Linked DNA regions of Homo sapiens: region 1 is linked to region 2. A link is a loop called in an ENCODE intact Hi-C map of the cell type or tissue named here. Cell type or tissue: OCI-LY7. All regions are shown on one strand. Links, peaks and the distances in the headings refer to the core of each region. The heading gives the core; the rest is flanking DNA.

What was found. Peaks named below come from ENCODE experiments on the same cell type or tissue, not always from the same donor. Only the 100,000 strongest peaks of a DNase experiment are listed, where the experiment ranks them.
Region 1: a loop joins it to region 2, with 4 times the contacts of the local background. A loop is called at or near these places in 2 of 110 quality-filtered maps.

The regions. Positions count from the first base shown.
Region 1 is chr1:226,760,625-226,765,019 of GRCh38, forward strand. No RefSeq gene overlaps it. Among named protein-coding and RNA genes, the nearest start is that of ITPKB, 24 kb to the left of the region's middle. In OCI-LY7, for the core only: a CTCF peak has its summit at 2,530 (motif pointing right); DNase peaks (open chromatin) are centred at 3,467 and 4,077; H3K4me3 peaks cover 1,230 bases; H3K27ac peaks cover 1,883 bases.
Region 2 is chr1:226,709,135-226,713,529 of GRCh38, forward strand. All of the region lies in intron 2 of ITPKB (inositol-trisphosphate 3-kinase B), which reads right to left. Among named protein-coding and RNA genes, the nearest start is that of ITPKB, 28 kb to the right of the region's middle. RefSeq lists enhancers at 2,576-2,625, 2,816-2,875, 3,236-3,315, 3,816-3,885. In OCI-LY7, for the core only: CTCF peaks have their summits at 2,281 and 2,510; DNase peaks (open chromatin) are centred at 2,247, 2,967 and 3,707; H3K4me3 peaks cover 2,605 bases; H3K27ac peaks cover 4,000 bases.

The DNA of each region.
Region 1 (4,395 bases), core at 140-4,139, 51 kb after region 2:
TAAATACGTAAATTATATAGTATGTTAGAAAGTGATAAGAGATGTTGATGTAGAAAAAGAAAAGCAATGGTAATTCCCTGTACAGGGAGATTAAGGGCAGGTTAGGAAAAAGCTTATAATTTGTAATAGTGTGGTCAGTGCACGTCTCCACAACATTTGATTCATAGTTGTTCTACTTCATAGCTCTATGACATTGGGCAATTTACTCAATCTTTTTTTTTTTTGAGATGAAGTTTCACTCTTGTTGCTCAGGCTGGAGTGCAACGGTGTGATCTCGGCTCACTGCAACCTCCACCTCCCGGGTTCAAGCAATTCTCCTGCCTCAGCTTCCCTAGTAGCTGGGATTACAGGCATGCGCCACCATGCCCAGCTAGCTAGTTTTGTATTTTTAGTAGAGACGGGGTTTCTCCCTGTTGGTCAGGCTGGCCTCGAACTCCCGATTTCAGGTGATCCACCCGCCTCGGCCTCCCAAAGTGCTGGAATTACAGGCGTGAGCCACCGTGCCTAGCCTACTTAATCTCTTAAAGTCTCAGTTCCTCATCTGTAAACATGGAGAGAATGGTAGTACTTATGGGGTAGGATTGTTGTGATGATTAAATGATGTAATATGTAACAGCTTTAGCATCTAGAGAGCACACATTACCTTTTAATTCTCTTTGAATATATTTAATATATTCTGCTTTAATATGTTGCAGAAAACTTTAATATATTGCTTAAAGCTTAAAAACAAAGCAAGGCAAGAAGAAAACCAATAATCCTGCTACACAGAGGTAACACTTAATATTGTCATAGAGACTTCCAGTCTTCTTTTCTCTGCATAAATCTACACACTTAGCAAAAAATTGAACTATACACACCGTCTTCTACACTGATTCATTTTGCTGAGTAATATTCTGAAATGAATACCACAGCATTTAAAAATGATTAAGAGAGTGGATTTACAACTAGAACACAAGGTTAAGCAATTCACTGTTCCACCTTTAAAGGAAAAGTATTCTTGAGAAAGTGCCTCCCAGTACTGACAAATTACTTTTTATTATGAGGTTACTTAGATGTGTACAAACACAAAATGCATGTGTGTAAGCTCCTCATTATTAAAAACAAATTTTGGAATAAAATCTCCCCTTTTCTCACTGGCTCTTACTCTGTAGACAAGAAGCTTTCAAACCTTTTTAATCTGATGGCCAGAAAGAGATCCATTTTACATTATTTTTCAGTATATCCTCAGGTCTACCATGAAGTATCTATAGAGATAGATATGACATAGATACTCTATAGATTCTATCTATGCATAGACAGGATCATAAATTCGAATCAATTCTTCATGGAACTTACTCTTATTAAGTGTGAGGCACTCAGATACTTTCTTTTCATTCCTTTAGATTTTTTTTTTCATAATGCTGGTCGGATCCACTAAAGTTGTTTTCACCACCCTCTAATGAGAAGTTATAATCTTTAGAAAATCTTGTACCTCTGGAGGCAGAAACTGCGCCTTTTTTGTCTCTATATCCTTAGCACAGAGGCTAATGTTAAAGTTTATTGAAAGAAGGAAGGAATGAATGAAACTCAGTTATATTATTTTCATTTTTAGAAATTGATCAGAACAATAGAATTCAGAGAGGTTAATTGACTTACTCAAGATCACACAGCCACAACATATTCGAACTCAGGTCTGCCTGGAACTAAAGTCTATACTCATTCCAATGTGGTAGGTGGAGTTCACAAGAAACAGAACGTAAGACAAGGTCTGCAGCACTTCATTTATGAACAAGGTATGCTGGAGAGAAACGGGTGTGGGAGGGAAGATAGGACAAGGGAAGGATGTGAGGGAAAGGCTGTCGTCTTAGCTGGAGACTGGTTTCTTCAGCCGAGTCCCATGGGGCCGAGTCCCTTCAGCCGAGTCCCAGAACATGACGACACCACAGGGTTTGTCCCACCTCGAGGCAAGAAGGGAGCCAAGTCGGTACCTCTATGTGTCAGTGAGTCATTGGCTATGGGCTGCAGACATTTTCCATTATTTTTCGGAATATCCCTAGGTGGGGCAGGGAGAGTACCCTCCCATGTGAAGCAGCTACCATTTGGCCAAGGGCAATTCTCTGGAGAAGAGAGGCAGCTGTGAACAGTAGCAGCCAATGGTCATGGCCATTGGAGATGAGTCCACGCTGTGGGAAGGGATATGGGTGGGACATCAACAAAATCTATTGCTTTCACATTGCATCCCCAGCCACTGACTGAATGAATCAATGAATATACGTGTTTACTCAGTAATAGAAGTGGTAATATGTGTTTCAGGGGATCATTATGAACAGGAAATGAGATAATGGGTATAACTTGTTTATTTTAGTGCCCAGCGCATTCTAAGCACATAATTAAAAAATTATTATCAGCTACAGTAAAAATTAGTATTAATTTAGCAGTAATTATCCATTCATGCTATTAGCGATTATAATTTTATTTTTGTGACAATTGGCAATAAACCTTATTCTGAAGTCTCAGCTAGTTGACTGAAGAAAGATGAAAATTTGTAAAACACAAATTCCTGTCTGCCTGAGGGGGGCAGTCCTTTCTGGCTCAGACCTGCATGCGGCAATTCAGTCACTAAAGCCCCTTGGAATCCAAGGCAAGTCCACTTCAACCTAAATTCTCCAATGTTCTTTCTTTTTTTCTTTTTTTGAGACAGGATCTCACTCTGTCATCTAGGCTGGAGTACAGTGGTGCAATCATGGCTCACTGCAACCTTGAACTCCTAGCTCAAGTGCTCTTCCTGTCTCAGCCTCCTGAATGGCTCAGATTATAGGCATGTATCACCACACCCAGCTAATTTTTTTTTTTTTTTTGAGATGGAGTCCCGCTCTGTCACCTGGCTGGAGTGCAGTGGCATGATCTCGGCTCACTGCAACCTCTGCCTCCTGGGTTCAAGTGATTCTCCTGCCTCAGCCTCCACTGCACTCCAGCCTGGCAAGAGAGCAAGACTCCGTCTCAAAAATAAATAAATAAATTGTAGAGACAAGGTCTCACTCTGTTGCCCAGGCTAGAATCAAACTCCTGGCCTCAGGCGATCCTCCCATCTTGGCCTCCCACAACACTGAATTGCAGGCATGACCCACTGAAGCAAGCTCTTAATTAATTCCTATGACAATGCCTAGGGATTGTGGTGGTCAGTGTGCCCTTAGAGAATGAACTGGGAGATTCAGAACGAAATCATCACCCCAGCCCCCAATAAGTCCAAGGATGTTGGATAGAGGGGTGCAGGTGGGGAACAGGGGTACCAAGGGAGATCATGGAATGTTTCCCCAGCCTGCAATCTCCCCTCCTAACCAAGAAGAGAGCAGACGCCATCTCAAATCTCATGATTTATGTTGATGTCATTGTTTCCAGACCCTGCGTCATCACAGAGGGTAACCTTCCCAGGCTCTTCCTTCGGGCTACTGTCTGACACTCAGCATTTCCTGCTGGTGCTTGTCTGCCCCCATCCCCCTTGGCTCTACTGGTTGAGCTATTCAAATGCCTATGTAGGTTCTGCTGAATTTTCAGAACTTCACATGACTCATCCCATGCATTTCAGTGACTGCAAAGAAAAGTAAACCATTCCCGCTGCTAAAGACAGTTGTCTTTATGCTTACTGAGATTATATAAATCTGCATTTTATTTTTGCAACTTCGCAAAGAAACATTTGATGGGGGAGTAATGAGGGTAAGGGCAGGATGGGGAATAAGGTGAAACAGAAGTTACATTGCGCACAAATGCGACATGCATCTGCAGATCTTTTTTTGATTTATTTCTAAAAACATTTTCTGGGACCTGGAGCCTCATGCAACCAGATTTCTTTGCCTGTGACCCCTCTTCTACTTTAAATATGGATCAGTACCTCACTTCTCTGCCCCATTCTCTTGTCTTCTCTACTCTTCTAATTCCACTGCTTCAGCCTCTACCTTTGCTGATGCCTCCCCAAACTGCCCAGCTCTCTTCTCTCCTGAACATCAGCCTTGTGTTTAAGACAGCCCAATGTTACCAAAGCCAGCAAGTCCAAATTAAACCCAGTATGATTGGCCCCTTTGGTGTTTCGATTCTCAGTGAAGGACCTAACCACAACACCTGTTCATCAAGCTACAAACCCCAGAATCTTCAGTTTATCTTAAGAGTCTGGCTTTCCTTCTTATTCACTGTTCCTCACTCCACCTGAGTTAGCAAGCTCTCTCCATTCTACTCCAACTTCCAATGTGCCTCAAAGTCACCACTTCCTCTCCACTGCTGCCCCACTGCTTAGACCCACACTATCCCTGCTTGAACTACGGTGAAAGCCTCCTCATCAATTTCTTTGCTTCTTCATCCATCCACTCATCTGTCCTTCACATACTTATTGAGCACCTGCAATATGCCAAGTACTGTTTTAGC
Region 2 (4,395 bases), core at 312-4,311:
TCACAAAGGCTGTGACAAAACTGCCTTCTGGGTTAGAGCTGCCAGAAAAAGTACAGGATGCCCAGTTACGTTTGGATTTTAGATAAACAACAAGTGACTTTTTAGCATGAGTATGTCTCATGCCTTTATTCTGGCTGCACCCCCTCCCTGGCGAGGCACCAGGCTAGCAACATCCAGAAACAGAGATGGCCTCCCCTGCCCTGGGCTGCCTGTCTGGGCTGCCGTGGGTGTGTCTGGCCCAGTGGTAGGAGGATGTCCAGTGTCTGGCCTCTCCAGGTCTCCGATGGGTCTAGGAATGTCTGATGTGCATTTTATAGTAACAGACAAGAAGTGGCTAACACTTAAAATGTATGGGTGGGGTGGGTGTCACTGCGGTCCTGGGACACTTGGAAACTATGCAGCAGGCTGTGGAGGGGACTAGGGTAGAGGCAGGCACAGTGGCTCCTGACATCCAACTTCCCCCCAACAAGAACTTCCTAGGTAAAGCAGAAGACGTGATACTTCCCTGACCTTCCTTTGTCTAAATATGAAACTTCCATGACTGGGGACCAACGGTGAGAAGCGGCAGTGGGCAGGGCCTAGCCCTCACCTGTCCCTGTCTACAGGCCCACCTGACCTGCAATTAGGTTTCCTCACTGTCATTCTCTCTTGGGCCATGTCTTACGGCATGATACTCCTGCCCAAGGACAGTGCTTAACTTGTTTGGTGCAGCACTATCTCCCTGCTTGAAGAGAGTCCCTTAGTAAAGCTTGCTGATGAGAGCAGAGCCTCATTTCTTGCAACCTTGCTTTATGGTTCCCTGTCTAGTATCCTGACAGCATCCTGCCTGGGGCCAGCACTAGCTCATAACTACCTGGGAAGAAATCACTCCCTAATGGGAAGATTCACAACCCACCCACCACAAAATTCAGCCACATCCCAGTGACAGATAAATCTGTCTTCCCTGCCCCTGTCTCCTCTCCCCTGACTCACGGCCTCCTTCAGAAGGTGCCGTGCTAACAGGTAGCATTGGAAAAGAAGTCTGGGGTGGGGCAGCTGGTGATTGGCTGGTGATAATGTCCCTCAGAAGAACAGAAAGGGGGAAACAAATGGAAGCACCTGTGTTCATGGTGAGCCCTTTTAACTAGTTATTTCTTTTTAGAAACGGGAGACAGAAAATAAACAGAAACTGCAGATAGCAATGAAGTAAGCAAGTAGGGGCCAGCTACGTAAGTTTCAGGGCCCAGTGCAAAGTAAAAATGCAGCGCCCTTGTTCAAAAAGCAGGAAAAAAGTGCCATAAAACGTACTAAAATAAACCGTTTCCTTCCTTTCTTCTGCAGGGTTTCTCTCAACTTGATACAGTGTTTCTTATTTGCTGTTTAATGAGTGCAGAGTCTCACAAGATGCTGGGATCCCGCCCCTTGACTCTGGCCACTCTTAAGCGTCTACTGCCGTCCTCTACCAGGTGCTGGGCCAGGAGCAGAGAGGTCCCCTCTTCCCACACACCTGCCTGGGCAGACCCAAAGCGATTACACACTCATGCTGGGACACGCTTGGTATTTGGATCTGGAGTGAGCTGGATTCTCATGCAGTTGTCCACTTTTTGGCCCTGCCAGCCTGGGGTAGGGATGGCCACCACACCCTGCCTTGGGACACCAGTGACGCCAACTCTATCCCTCCCTGAACCTTCACCCAGGCCCCTGATGGGATCAGAAGAGTCAGTAGTTGCCAGGGGTGGGGAGAAGGAAGTCAGGTGGGACTGGAGCCCAGAGAATTCATGCTTCATTGTCCCACTGGACTTCACTTACAAACACCAACTCAAAGAATTATTAAGAATTTCAAGGCAGCAATGGGCCAGGCATTCAACCCCAAAAGCAGGGCCCTTCTGAGCATGCGGCCTGTGCAACTGCATTCATGAAGCTGGCCCCACAGGTAATAGTGCTTATTAAGAGACATCTTATTAAGACATTCTTATTAAGAAAGAATGAAAACAAAGCCAAACAAAATGCACAAGATTCTCCAATTAACTGAGGGTGCTCAGTCAATTGGGTGCTCATAAATAGGACAAAAAAAATGAAAATTCTTCACTTAAAAAAATTTGGCCAACACCATGTCCAAGCTGACAGGACATTTCTCAGCCTAACATCCTCTACCTCCTTCCTACTCCACCTCCCCAAAATCCTTTGACTCCAGTTCGATATCCTCTTGAGATGTTGCCAAGGTAAATAATTCCTTGCAGTGGTTCCTAACCAGATGCAGTACCTGCCTCCAGCCCTAGAGGGTGTTTTGAAAGAGAGAGAGAGAGAGAGAGAGAGAGAGAGAGAGAGAGTGTGTGTGTGTGTGTGTGTGTGTGTTGTGTATGTTGCACAATGGCAAATAGTGCTCCAAGGCCCAGATGCCCAGATGCTCAGTGACCTTCAGTGTGCTGGACAGTCCCAAACAATGGGGATCGTCCGACCGAAAATGACAATCATGGGTTGTTTGAAAAAACTACCCAGGGAAATTGCAAGGAACCAACGCTTAAATGGAAACCTCCCAACCTGGACCTCCCATCATTTGTCCTGGCGATGACGAGTGCTGAACAGAAGTTCCTCAGGAGTGTTGCCCATCCCCATCCCCTCTGGAGTTTGAGCTGAACCCACTAGGGTGTCTGCTCATACTTAGCATCCCTCACCACCGTGTCCATCCCTGACCCAGAGACTCCATGTTAAAAGGCAAAAGGGGGAAGATGAGGGGCTTCCCTGTAGGCTGGTACCATGTTGGTCCCCAGCTCAGCTAGTGGGAAGCTCACTAGGGTGAGGTTGGGCATTTGCCTGGACATTTTTATTCTCCTCCCTGTTCTGCAAAAGGCCTCCCTGCGGGGAAGGTTTTCTCTCTCAGAAGGCGTCCCTCACCCTGGCCTCAGAGCTCCGGGAGAAGGGCTTCAGGAAATGTTCTCCCCGGTGGTGTACAGTAAGCCGCGAGGGTGGAAACTTAGCAAGAGTGAGATAATAGTCTTAGTTTTATATATAGCACCTGTGTCTTCCGGAGACCTCAGAGCATGGGGTAAGGGCAGGGTTTAAACCACCTTCCCACCGCACGAGAGATGGGCAGGGCTCACTGCGAGGCAACCCCTCTCTCTGAGTCCTGCTGCTGCCCCCTGTCCTGGCAGCCCAGACCCCCTTCCTGGGAACTGGCAGGCCCTCGTGAGGTCCATAGCCATCTGGCTCCCCAGCCTTCGTGGTCACTGCAGGCACAGTCCTGATCCTAGGATACGTGAAGGGTAAGTGGGTGTTCATAGCTACTCCACCTGAATGGACAACTGACAAGGTGAAGAAAGCCGAGGCTGTGTGCGCCACTGACAAAGGGCCTTCTTTACTCAAATTCCCAGAGCCTGGGCACTTGCAAACACTTCCTACATAGCTGTATGCAACATGCCCATTTTACAGCCGGGAAACAAAGACGTTGAAGGGAAGGTGGTCACCGTGAAGGGAGCGCTCGGCTGGAAGGAAGTGGGCTGGCATTGCCCTAGCCCTGCACTCCCTGGACGGCCTGTGACCTTGTTCAGGCCCGTCTGTCTGTTCTGGCCCTGAGCATTAAGGCTCCTCTTAAATTATCTGGTCCTGTGTTTCCTGCTTAAGCACCCAGAAGGGCAATATTGCTCTCCGAAGGAGAAAAGAACAATACAGATTGCAGGTGTGAAAATATTAGCGTCCCGGTGCATCACGGAGCACCCTGAGTGTCTGCTTGGGGAGGGAGGAAACACACAACCCAGATTAAGCAGCTATCAGCAAACCACAGGATGGTCAGTAACGCTCACGCAGCTGCACACAACTTCCATCGCACCCCTCCAGTGGGTGTACGCATGTGCCCACCCACACTTATCTACACACCCACATATCTACACCCATACATGCATGCATGCACGTAAACACACACTGCACACTTACCCATATACACACATGCATGCACACACACATACACACGTGCATATGCGCAAATAAATATACACACATATACACACACATACATACACACTCATGCTCCGCTAAGACACCAGAGGTGAGGAGACTCCGGACCCAGCTGGCTATTCGACCTCTTCGCATTTCTAGAATGCCCCCGCCCCCGGTTCCCAGACGGCTACTAATTCTGCCTTCCTTTGAGTTGCTGCCTGTGTCCCCTTCCTCCCACTCCCACATTTACCCTGGCTTCCTACACACCATGGGGCGAAACAGTTCAGAAATAGAGTGGAAACCAGGTTTGGAGAGAACACTTTATTAGGGAGGGAAGTGGCAAACAATTGCTATTTTTATTTTTGTTTCTCTAAGGCCTCTGTGCCCCCTCTGTCAAGGGGCGACAAGGACGGCGTCCTCCCCACAGGTTTCCGGTGTCATCCCGTTTTAGATCCACTACGGCCAGGCACCCTATCTCCTCAC